Linked DNA regions of Mus musculus: region 1 is linked to region 2. The links are chromatin loops, found by intact Hi-C in ENCODE. Cell type or tissue: left cerebral cortex. All regions are shown on one strand.

What was found. Hi-C counts contacts between places; a loop is a spot of excess contacts. Peaks named below come from ENCODE experiments on the same cell type or tissue, not always from the same donor. Only the 100,000 strongest peaks of a DNase experiment are listed, where the experiment ranks them.
Region 1: it touches region 2 in a loop (4-fold over the local background); 1 of 42 quality-filtered maps calls a loop at or near these places.

The regions. Positions count from the first base shown.
Region 1 is chr13:40,916,393-40,921,392 of GRCm38, reverse strand. The region is part of intron 1 of Gcnt2 (glucosaminyl (N-acetyl) transferase 2, I-branching enzyme); the gene reads right to left. It overlaps Gm31683 (a long non-coding RNA gene), which reads left to right and starts at 3,624. Exons shown (of 3, transcript XR_382246.4): 1 at 3,624-3,978. In left cerebral cortex, a CTCF peak has its summit at 2,845; DNase peaks (open chromatin) are centred at 1,304, 2,901, 3,408 and 3,725; H3K4me3 peaks cover 3,590 bases; H3K27ac peaks cover 931 bases.
Region 2 is chr13:40,997,999-41,002,998 of GRCm38, reverse strand. It overlaps Pak1ip1 (PAK1 interacting protein 1), which reads right to left and starts at 1,989. Exons shown (of 10, transcript NM_026550.3): 1 at 1,586-1,989. The coding sequence starts at 1,669. A730081D07Rik (RIKEN cDNA A730081D07 gene) reads left to right here and starts at 1,853. Exons shown (of 5, transcript NR_155347.1): 1 at 1,853-1,933. In left cerebral cortex, a CTCF peak has its summit at 2,783 (motif pointing left); DNase peaks (open chromatin) are centred at 1,881 and 2,738; H3K4me3 peaks cover 2,304 bases; H3K27ac peaks cover 1,871 bases.

The sequences.
Region 1 (5,000 bases), 82 kb after region 2:
AAGGCCTGTTAGTGGTGGGGACACAAGGAAGCTGGCACAGTAGTCTGTAGGGACTGGTGGTATTTAATTCCAAAAAGGATACCTTATGACTCTAGTTAACACAGTGACCCTGACACCTGACAAGCTTCATGTGTTTGCAGTCTTCTGACACACACACACACACACACGCACAGACACACACACACACATGCATAGACACACACACACATGCATGCACAGACACACACACACATACGCACAGACACACACACACACGTCCTTGCTAACCTTATTTCACACACATACAGAATGCCTTATATGCTTGCTGCCTTCCAACACATGTACACACACACACATACAAACACACACACACACACACACACACACACACACACACACACACGTCCTTGTTAGTCTCATTTCCAGGTCAGACAGCTTACTTCCACAATCCTCCTCATTTTCCCTAATCCTTTGTCCTTTCTGGGAGAAGATTTCTTTCTGATAGGCAGCAAAGAAGAAAGTTAATTCTTTCTTTTTCCTGCAGTAACAGAAACAGTCGAAACTTCAGACTACTTCAGTCTAGGGCCAGATTCCAGCTTAACCTGGGACCAAGGCTCCATTCTCAAGCACGCGGAGATAAGGAAGACAAACCTAACATCTTGTACAAACTGTACAACAAAAACAATACCAGAGGCCACGAGCAGAATATTTCCATGTGTTCCAAACAGAAATTGGTCGGACTGGCAGGTCAGCCCAGCAAGTATAGGTGCCCACTGCCTGATAACTGAAGCCCAGTGAAGTGAGTTCAATACATGGAACGAGCTCCACAAAGCTATGTTCTGATCTCCATACATACATCATGGGCCTCCATACATACATCATCATAAGCTGACACACAATACAGTTTTTTTTTTAAAAAGAAATGGGTGGAACAGAGCTACTAAGGTACCATAATGAATGTCACTTACTCCTCCTCCTGGAATTCCCTCCTGGGAATCTTTGTGACCTGACATCTTTGTGATCTTGGTGGCATCTCTGAAACTCTCATGGGACAGCCTATATATCTGTTCCCAGCCACCAGGTCCGTCCACTTTCTGCCTCACGGGCGAGTTCTGTGATTACTCTTCTAGTTCAGATATTAGAAATGCTGGACTATCAGAGATCTAAATATGTCTAACTGCTTTGAGTCCACTTTCGGATATGAAGATAGCTTCCAACAGCACTCAAAGGCAAGCCAAAGACAAGGCTGCCACTCCGAAAGAACCTGCAGCTATTCCAGAATGGCAAGCATAGGGCCATTCTTACCTTCAACTGACACCCACAAGCCACACGGTGCAATACTGGAAACCAGTACACTGGGACATTCCCATTGTAGCCCTCGCAACGTATGGGAAGCAGACTTTGGAAAGCAGCCCAGCAAATATAGGTGCCCACTGCCTGATAACAGAAGCCTAGTGATGTGAGTTCAATACATGGAAGGAGCTCCACAAAGCCAGTCCGACCAATTTCTGTTTGGAACACATGGAAATGTTCTGCTCGTGGCCTCTGCTATTGTTTGTGTTGTACTATCAACTGCATACCCTGGCCTCATTTCCACATCACCATAAACCATCAAAAAGACTTTCCCTGAGGTGAAGCGGAAGCACAAGGCTGTAAACAGGAACTGCAAATAAGAAATGATGGAGCTGGGCGTGGTGGCGCACCCCTTTAATCCCAGCACTCGGGAGGCAGAGGCAGGTGGATTTCTGAGTTCGAGACCAGCCTGGTCTACAAAGTGAGTTCCAGGATAGCCAGGGCTATACAGAGAAACCCTGTCTTAAAACCCCGCCCCCCCCCCAAATAAATAGGGTAATCTGAAAGGTGAGGATCCTACTGGGACGTCTCCAGCTGTAAGCACCCCCTGTGTGTCCATCTCTACTCTGCTACCCTCCCCTCTAGGCGACAAAATCTTGGGGCTAGGTTTGTTCAACAGAGATTAACTGAGACATGAGTACCAGAGTGAATCAGAGCGCTGCCTTTGTGAACATCTAAAGAGATTTCCAGGGTGCTAGAAAACAGCCCCGCCCACAATGTTGCATGAAATCTGGTCAACAATTAATTTTATATGTTCTAGAATGCCTTTTTTTTTTTTTTAAATCCATCTCCCAGCTTTGAGGGCTTCAGTCCTTATCCAGTACTATATGACCAGTGTTAATTCCACAGCCGTGCTGGAAACCCAATACTCATCTAATGCGGCAGCTTGTCTAGTCCCCAAGATATTCTTTAGGTCACTGCTTCTTGGATATTTATAAGACTACTGGGGTAGCACAAAACTGTCAGTAAAAGCATCCACACTCGTCATTTTCAGGGACCTAAAATTTTTTTTTCAAGTAATTTAAATGAATCAGTTCTCAGAACTCAGAGTTCTGAGCAATGGGGCCATTGAGATGAATGGACAGATAAACGCCCTTGCCACCCAGGCGGACAGATGCTTTTGAGCCCTTGCACCAGTGTGGTGAAGGAAAAGAATGATTTCCACAAGCTGCCCTGACCTCCACACCCATTTGCAATCTACAAAGAAAGACGGAGTAAACAATTTAAAGAAGAACTGTCAACGACTATTTGACACTGACCTGGAATCCTATTGAGTGTCACCCAAAAATGTTCATCAGGGCTATAGGTATCTTTAGACCACTCTAAGAGAGCAATGGCCCTTTCGTCATTCAGGATAAAGTTGACAAAGTCCCGGGTGAGGGCCACGTAGGCTGTGCCGAAGTAGATGATCAGTTGGTGTGGAGGTGGAGTCTTCAAAATATTTGTTTTATGCATAAAATATCCGTCTTTGCCTTTGCGTTCCTGGTGTACATATTTAGTCCGTACAACTATGTACGCAGGGGGCAGCACTCCCGGAGTGATGTTTTTCCCCTTAAATCTTTTCAGATGGTTAATTATTTCCTTGTTGGTTTTCAAAGGGAAGTCCTGCCCGCAGGTGTTGAGGACATATTTCCAGGGGACCTTGGAGGCCACCAGATCTTTCATGCAGTTCAGATCAGCCTGGAGCCGAGAGAAGCCACCATAGACCACCTGCTCCACCTTAGAGGCCAGGAAGGCATTGGGGAAACAGCTTAGTAACTGCCGCACCGCTTCTTTGAAGGTGTCTGTCGCCTTACTATCCACATGCACACAGTAGACGTTCTGGGGCATGTAAATGGCCCTGAAGAGCCTTTCAAAGGTATCGAAGTCTTTGTGGATCACCATGATGTAAGCCAGGGGAAAGGCAGCCTCTTCTTCCGAAAGGGGACTGGTAATATAGTGGCTCTGGATCCGGTATTGAGGACAGGAGAGTCTTTCTAAAGGATGTGGTGATGTGTCCCCCGTCGTGAAGAACGTATGATTTTGCAAGCCGTAATCACAGATGGTGACAGACGTCCTTTCGCTGGAGCTGTTGAGCTGCTGGTAGAGGTTGGGCAGGCTTAGCTGGCTGTGATAAAAAACCACAAAAATCACCACGCTGAGCGCAGAGACAGCGAAAACTTTCCCGCGTAGGCTCATTATTTAGGGTTCCAGGCGGGAAGAATTATCACTGGAGACTGAGAAGTGACCACAGTTCTGAAAGCCCAGGCGCTAGAGGTGGATCTGGCTCCTCCAGATTCGCCGGCTTCTCCCGCACAGATGCGGGCTCACGCTCCCCAGCTCTCAAGGCGTGGGTCTCCAGTGCGTGGGAGTCTGGCCCATCCTCCGGGACTGGCTGGAGTTTAGCAGCTTTCCCACCGCACTTCGCATCTGAAGCTTGAATCTCCTAGGAGGCGAATCCCTGCGGCCAGGAGCTCAGCCCCGCCCAGATGGGGGAAACCTCTTCATTTGCATACGAAAAGCTAGAGGTGCCTCCAGCAGGCTGCCTTCTGGAACGGAGCGACCAGACCGGGAGCGGACAGTCTCAAGCGTCAGCCCCACCCACCTCCCCTCAGTCCATCTAAACTGCTCTTTTCTCCTGCGTACACCCCTCATCTCCTACAAGAGGTGGGTCTGTTTTTTGCCCCCGCTTTGGGGAGAGTATAAGGCGAAAGCTCCTCGGTGTTCCTCTTCTTTCTTTCTCATTGTTTATTTTTTCATTTCAGTGTTATCTCCGCCCCTGGGCAGAGACATAGATACAGGGAAAAGGGCATTGCAACACGTCTAAATAGATAATCAGCAGAAGGGGGGGGGGGCCTTTGTGGTGAAGTGTGCTGGATTAAATCATTCAGATATGATGTGCCTACTCAGACTATGAGAAGAGGGAACTAAGAATCAAATCGTGGGACACCTGGCGAAGGTGATTTCTCATACTAGACGGTCCGAGCTGAGAACACGTAAGAGAGTAAACACACCATTGTTAGCATGCTATGTCGAAATGTGATAACCACTGGTTTCCGTTTCACACAGAGCTTCAGATGTCTAGAACTGTCCACACAGTATTATTTGCAATATTTGAGCACCTAGCTACTGAGTCTCCTTTAACATTAAGATGCCATCAAATTTGTGGTCATTTTCTAAAACTTCTGGAATCTTCTAGTCCCCTTCCCACACACCCAACTCTCCCACTTCCGGGACTCTGAAGAAAGAACAAATGTTTCTGGACCGTTGTAAAATTCCTGGAAGTATCAGTCATTGTGACTCAGGGAAACCAGGAAGAGCAGGTCTGGTTACAAGGCTTGGAATTCTCTTAGCTTACCTATGCACCCGGTGGCCAAACAGCTCACAGAGAATGCGGAGGGCTTTGGGGTGGGGGTGGGGGTAACCAAGGCTGGCCCCATGACTAGGTTTCTAGGCAGAACGCACCACATCTGGAGACTTCAGCATCTGCTCCAGTCAGGAAAATGCTGGGTGCTTAAGAGGCTCCCTCCCTGCCCCATTTTGCCCTCTTCGCCCATCCATTGTATATTAGCAGCTAGCGTGAACCATCAAGATTGATTTGGAACGCTGCCAAACAGGGTCCTCCGAACTCGCCAAACACAATTTCTTTGATTTATAGGGGAGGAAAGCTGGGATGCCCTTTCATGGCC
Region 2 (5,000 bases):
GAAGGAGGGAGGGAGGGAAGGAGGGAGGGAGGGAGGGAGGGAGGGAGGGAGGGAGGGAGGGAGGGAGAAACCAAGAAAGAAAGAAAGAGAGAGAGAGAGAGAGAGAGAGAGAAAGAAAGAAAGAGGGAGGGAGGGAGAAACCCAACCACAACAGGCACTAAGGAATTTTCGACAAAACAGATCAGTAAGTGATAAGTAGAACTGTTCAAGAAATAATCATTCTTTTTTGTTTTTCAAGACAGAATTTCTCTGTGTAAACCAGGCTGTCCTGGAACTCAGAGATCCGCCTACCTCTGCCTCCTGAGTGCTGGGATTACGGGTGGGGCCACTGCCCTGATAGATGACACTTCTAATCCCCTTTACTGTCTGACTACTATGTTGGCAATTACCTGTATCTTCTTGCCATACCAGACAAAAATAAATTTCATACTGTGCTACACTTAACCTCCATGTGTTTCTCTCTTCGCTTGTTCACCATCCCTTCAACCAAGAAGGCCACAACAGCAGGGCTCACACCTCTGGCACCTTTCGCCCTACCCACAGTAGGTGGACGATAAACAGTGAATCTGCATCACTTTCTTCATCCCAGGCCAGCTGTAGTAGTTCTTTTGTGTATAATGTATTTTTATTTTATGTAGATTGGTGTTTTGACTGTATGTATGCCTGTAGGAGGATATTAGATCCCTTCGAACAGGAGTTAACAAACAGTTGTGAGCTGCCGTGTAGGTGCTGGGAACTGAACCAGGACCCTCTGGAAGAACAGCCAGTGCTCTTAACCGCTAAGCCATGTCTCCAGTCCAGCCAGCGCTCTTAACCGCTGAGTCATGTCTCCAGTCCTATAGTAGTTTGTTAATCAGGACAGAAACTCAGTGAAAGGTGAAGTTATTTTTACATTAGAACTTTAAGAACTACAATCATTGTCAGCTTAAATGCACACCTTATTTTTTCATGCCTTAGGAATGCTTTAAGGTTTTTCTTAACCTTTTAAATTATCAGATAATAACTGTATATATTTATGGAGCACAATGGGATATTTGAATGCATACATAGATCAGATATGAAAAAGGCAACCCCTTTTGAGCTGGTTCAAAATACGCTGTAGTAGCTAGTTTAAAATACACAATTAATGCTGTCAACTATAGTTACCTTTCAAGGAAAAAAAAAGCAATCAGTCATTCCTCCCATCAAACTTCATTTCTGCAAGCATTAGCCCTCCTCTCTCCGTCACCTCCCTACGTTGGCCCCAACCACTTCTGGCAGCCATTCATCCACTCCCGACAGAGATGAACATTCCTCGTTACCTACTGTAGACATTTTATCTACTATAGCAAGTAAATATTATTTCAATTCTGAGAAGCCTCTACTCTGTAAAGAGCAGGATCTTTCCACACAAGCTCTGAGCTCACTCTCCTCCTGCCTCAACCTCTCGAGAGCTGGGATTAGCTGCATAAACCTGTCCGTTTTCCAACAAAGTCCGCCATCCAAGACCCATAGAGAACCAGCGATAAATAACAACCTCCACGGTCCTGCCCCGGAAGGACCAGCCCGCCTGTCCCCCGCAGCCCCGGGGCTCGCGCTGCCTCACCTCCTGATGGCCACTCTTCGCGGGCCCGCGCTGTACCGTGAACCCAAACAGGACCTGCTCGTAGCTGCCGGCGACCAGCTCCATTCCGCAGCACTCGTGCCGGGCAAGAGACGCCGGCGTGGAGACCCGATGGCTGCGGAGGCTGGCCCTTCCCTTCCTCAGCCGGCGCGCGAGTTATACGTCACCGCCCGGGGGCACCTTTTAGGCGCCTGCAAATGGCAATAACGGAGGACGCGCTCCGTCCTCCGTTACGTGGGACGTCACGTGACCCTTCTGCGACGAGCTTAAGGAAGGAAGCCGCGGGAGGAGGCTCTCAGAGCAGAGAGAAAGAAAAGTTGTGTCAAGCAGGCAAGTCCTGGGAAGCCGTGGGCTCCGCCGGCCTTGGGAAATGGGAGGGAACTTCTCCCCGGAAGCCCCAACTTCCGGCGCGCCTAAGGAAGGGGCGGGCCCACTTCCGGCTCCGGTGGCCAGCGGTTGTCTAGACAACCCTTGTAGTTCCTGGAGGGTTGCTGTGATTTGGGGATCCGGAATGCATTTCCTCCATTTATGATTTTCTTTTCTTGTTTTGTTTTGTTTTGTTTTGAAGACAGGCTTTCACTGTGTAGCCCTGACAGTCCTGGAACTCACTCTGTAGACCAGGCTGGCCTCGAACTCAGAGCTCCGCCTGCCTCTGCCTCCCGGGTGCTGGGATTAACTATGATTTTCTTATTTGCAGCCAGTCTCACTTCGTCGCCCAGCCTGGCGCCTCCTTGCACCCGTTTTCCTCCTGCAGCTTCCCCATGGCTCGGATCACAAGCAAAGGGTTTTGTTTTCGTGCCGAGAGAGAGCAGATTAGGGTCGGCCCGGGGACGGTCAGGGCTCGCGGGACCCGGAGTTGGCAGTGTCCCCTCGCTGGATTGCGAGCCCGGGCCTGCCAGTCCGTGTCCCGCCTGCAGGCAAGCCGTCCATCTCCTCAGCTTTTCTTGCCTACTGGCTTCTTGTATCTAATCAGACTGGCCATGTGCTGACCTATGGTACAGGAAAAAAGATTTGTCTTGAGGGAGGAGGACAGTGGCTACATCTCTACCCGAGTTAAGGGACAAAGTGCAGGGCTGGAGAGATAGCTAGGCGGTTGAGAGCACTGTCTGCTCTTCCAGAGGTCCTGAGTTCATTTCCCAGCAACCACATGGTGGCTCACAAACATCTGTGATGGGGTCTAGTGCCCTCTTCTGGTGTGTCTGAAGGAAGCAATGGTGGTGTACTCCTATGCATAAAGATAAATAAATAAATCTTTAAGGGGGGGAGGTGCAGAGGTTAATGAAAGCAATAATATCCTTTTTTCCTTTCTCTTTAGGCGGGGTCAGGGATGAGTGCATATGTCAAAGCGGGTGGGTTGGTGCTTATGTCAGATCTTCACACAGGCCTGTGAATTAATGGAGTTCTTAAGTGCTTAGACATTGTTTCCAAACACTTGTTCTCTAAGGCTGCAAATTGTCGACACAGCCTCTTTTGCTTGAGTATAGGGGGAAGTAATTAATTTGACTTTGGGTGTTTTGATGATTTTTCAATTGTGTAAAGGCTCTTCCAGTTTGGGCTATTCCACTTGCAACCCTTGTGTTACTTAATTTATCTCCAGGTATTGCTAAGTTGTCCTGAGCATGTTAATCATTTTCACCAGAGAACCACTAAAGTTGGAACATGTCTCCTTAGCTTGGAACAAAGTGAAAAGTCTCATCTTGTCCATACATGGTGTGTTACAGTTTACATTGGGTCATACTCATTTTAATGCAATAGTAATCATATCAAAAAAAATGGGGGTGGGGGATGAGTAAAACTGCTTCAGAACCCTGTGGTTTATTTACCCTATTGTTCCTGGAAGCGCCTCGCCCCCTTATTACCACCAGGGAAATACCAGCTGCTGTTGGAGAAATATAAGTGCGGGTATTTGTTTTGTTTTGTGTTTTTTGTTTTATGGTTTTGTTTTTGAGACAGTGTTTCTCTGTATAGCCCTGGCTGTCCTGGAACTCACTTTGTAGACCAGGCTGGCCTTGAACTCAAGAAATCCACCTGCCTCTGCCTCCCAAGTGCTGGGATTAAAGGCGTGCACCACCATGCCTGGCAAGTGCAGGTATTTTTAAAATTACAACAGAGGAAGTGTGATTGCTAAAAGTTCTTCATCTCCATTTTGTTAATTTCCCTTATCTTTCTTGGAGAAAGTTACCTAAAGATCTCCCATGCTCCTGGTGGCTTGGTAGAATTAGTATTGTGAAAATGGCTGTCCTACTGCAATTAATCTACATATTATAATCTTCTATTATAATATGAATTTTGATATCATAGTTCAAGAATTTAGAAAATTTAGAATTTAGAAATTTAGAAATTTAGAAATTTAGAATTTAGAATTTAGAAAGAATTTAGAAAAATGCCAAATGAATTCCAAATTCATTTGGAACCAGAAATGAGGGGCTATCACAAATAGCCAAAGCAATCCTGAGAAATAAGAACACAGCAAGGAGAATTATAACACCTGACCTCAAATTATACTTTATTAGTGATAACGACAGCCTGGTACTGGTGTAAAAACAGTCAGACTAAAGGAATGGAGGACCTGGAAATGAAATGGTGAGGAAACGCCCACTTGATTTTTCAAGGGAACCAACAAATATGCTTTGGGGGAAAAAGATAACATTCATTAATCGGTACTAGCAAACTGGAGATCTGCTTGCATAAGAATGAAACTAGATGGGCTGGTGAGATGGCTCAGTGGGTAAGAGCACCCGACTGCTCTTCCAAAGGTCCGGAGTTCAAATCCCAGCAACCACATGGTGGCTCACAACCATCTGTAACAAGATCTGACACCCTCTTCTGGTGTGTCTGAAGACAGCTACAGTGTACTTACATATAATAAATAAATCTTAAAAAGAAAAAGAAAAAAAAGGGTGAAACTAGATTCATTCATACTTTTCACATTGTACAAAAAGCAATTCAAAACAGATCAAAGAATTCACAACAAAAAGTGATGATACATCTGGAAAAAAACAATACTTTTTTTTTTTTAATGTTTTTTTCGAGACAGGGTTTCTCTGTGTAGCCCTAGCTGTCCTGGAACTCACTTTGTAGACCAGGCTGCCCTTGAACTCAGAAATCTGCCTGCCTTTGCCTCCCAAGTGCTGGGATTAAAGGCGTGCGCCACCACTGCCCAGCCAGAATACTTTTCAAGTACTTTTAGTGTAGTCCAGAACTTTCTGAATAGAACACCAGTATCCCAGGAACTATTAACAGGACACATGAAATCAAAAGTTTCTGCACAACAAAGGAAGCTCTCAGAGCGAACAGCACACAGAATGGGAGAGAAATCTACCAGTCACACTCCAGACAGACAGGAGGCCAATACCCAGAAGTCACACTCCAGACAGACAGGAGGCCAATACCCAGA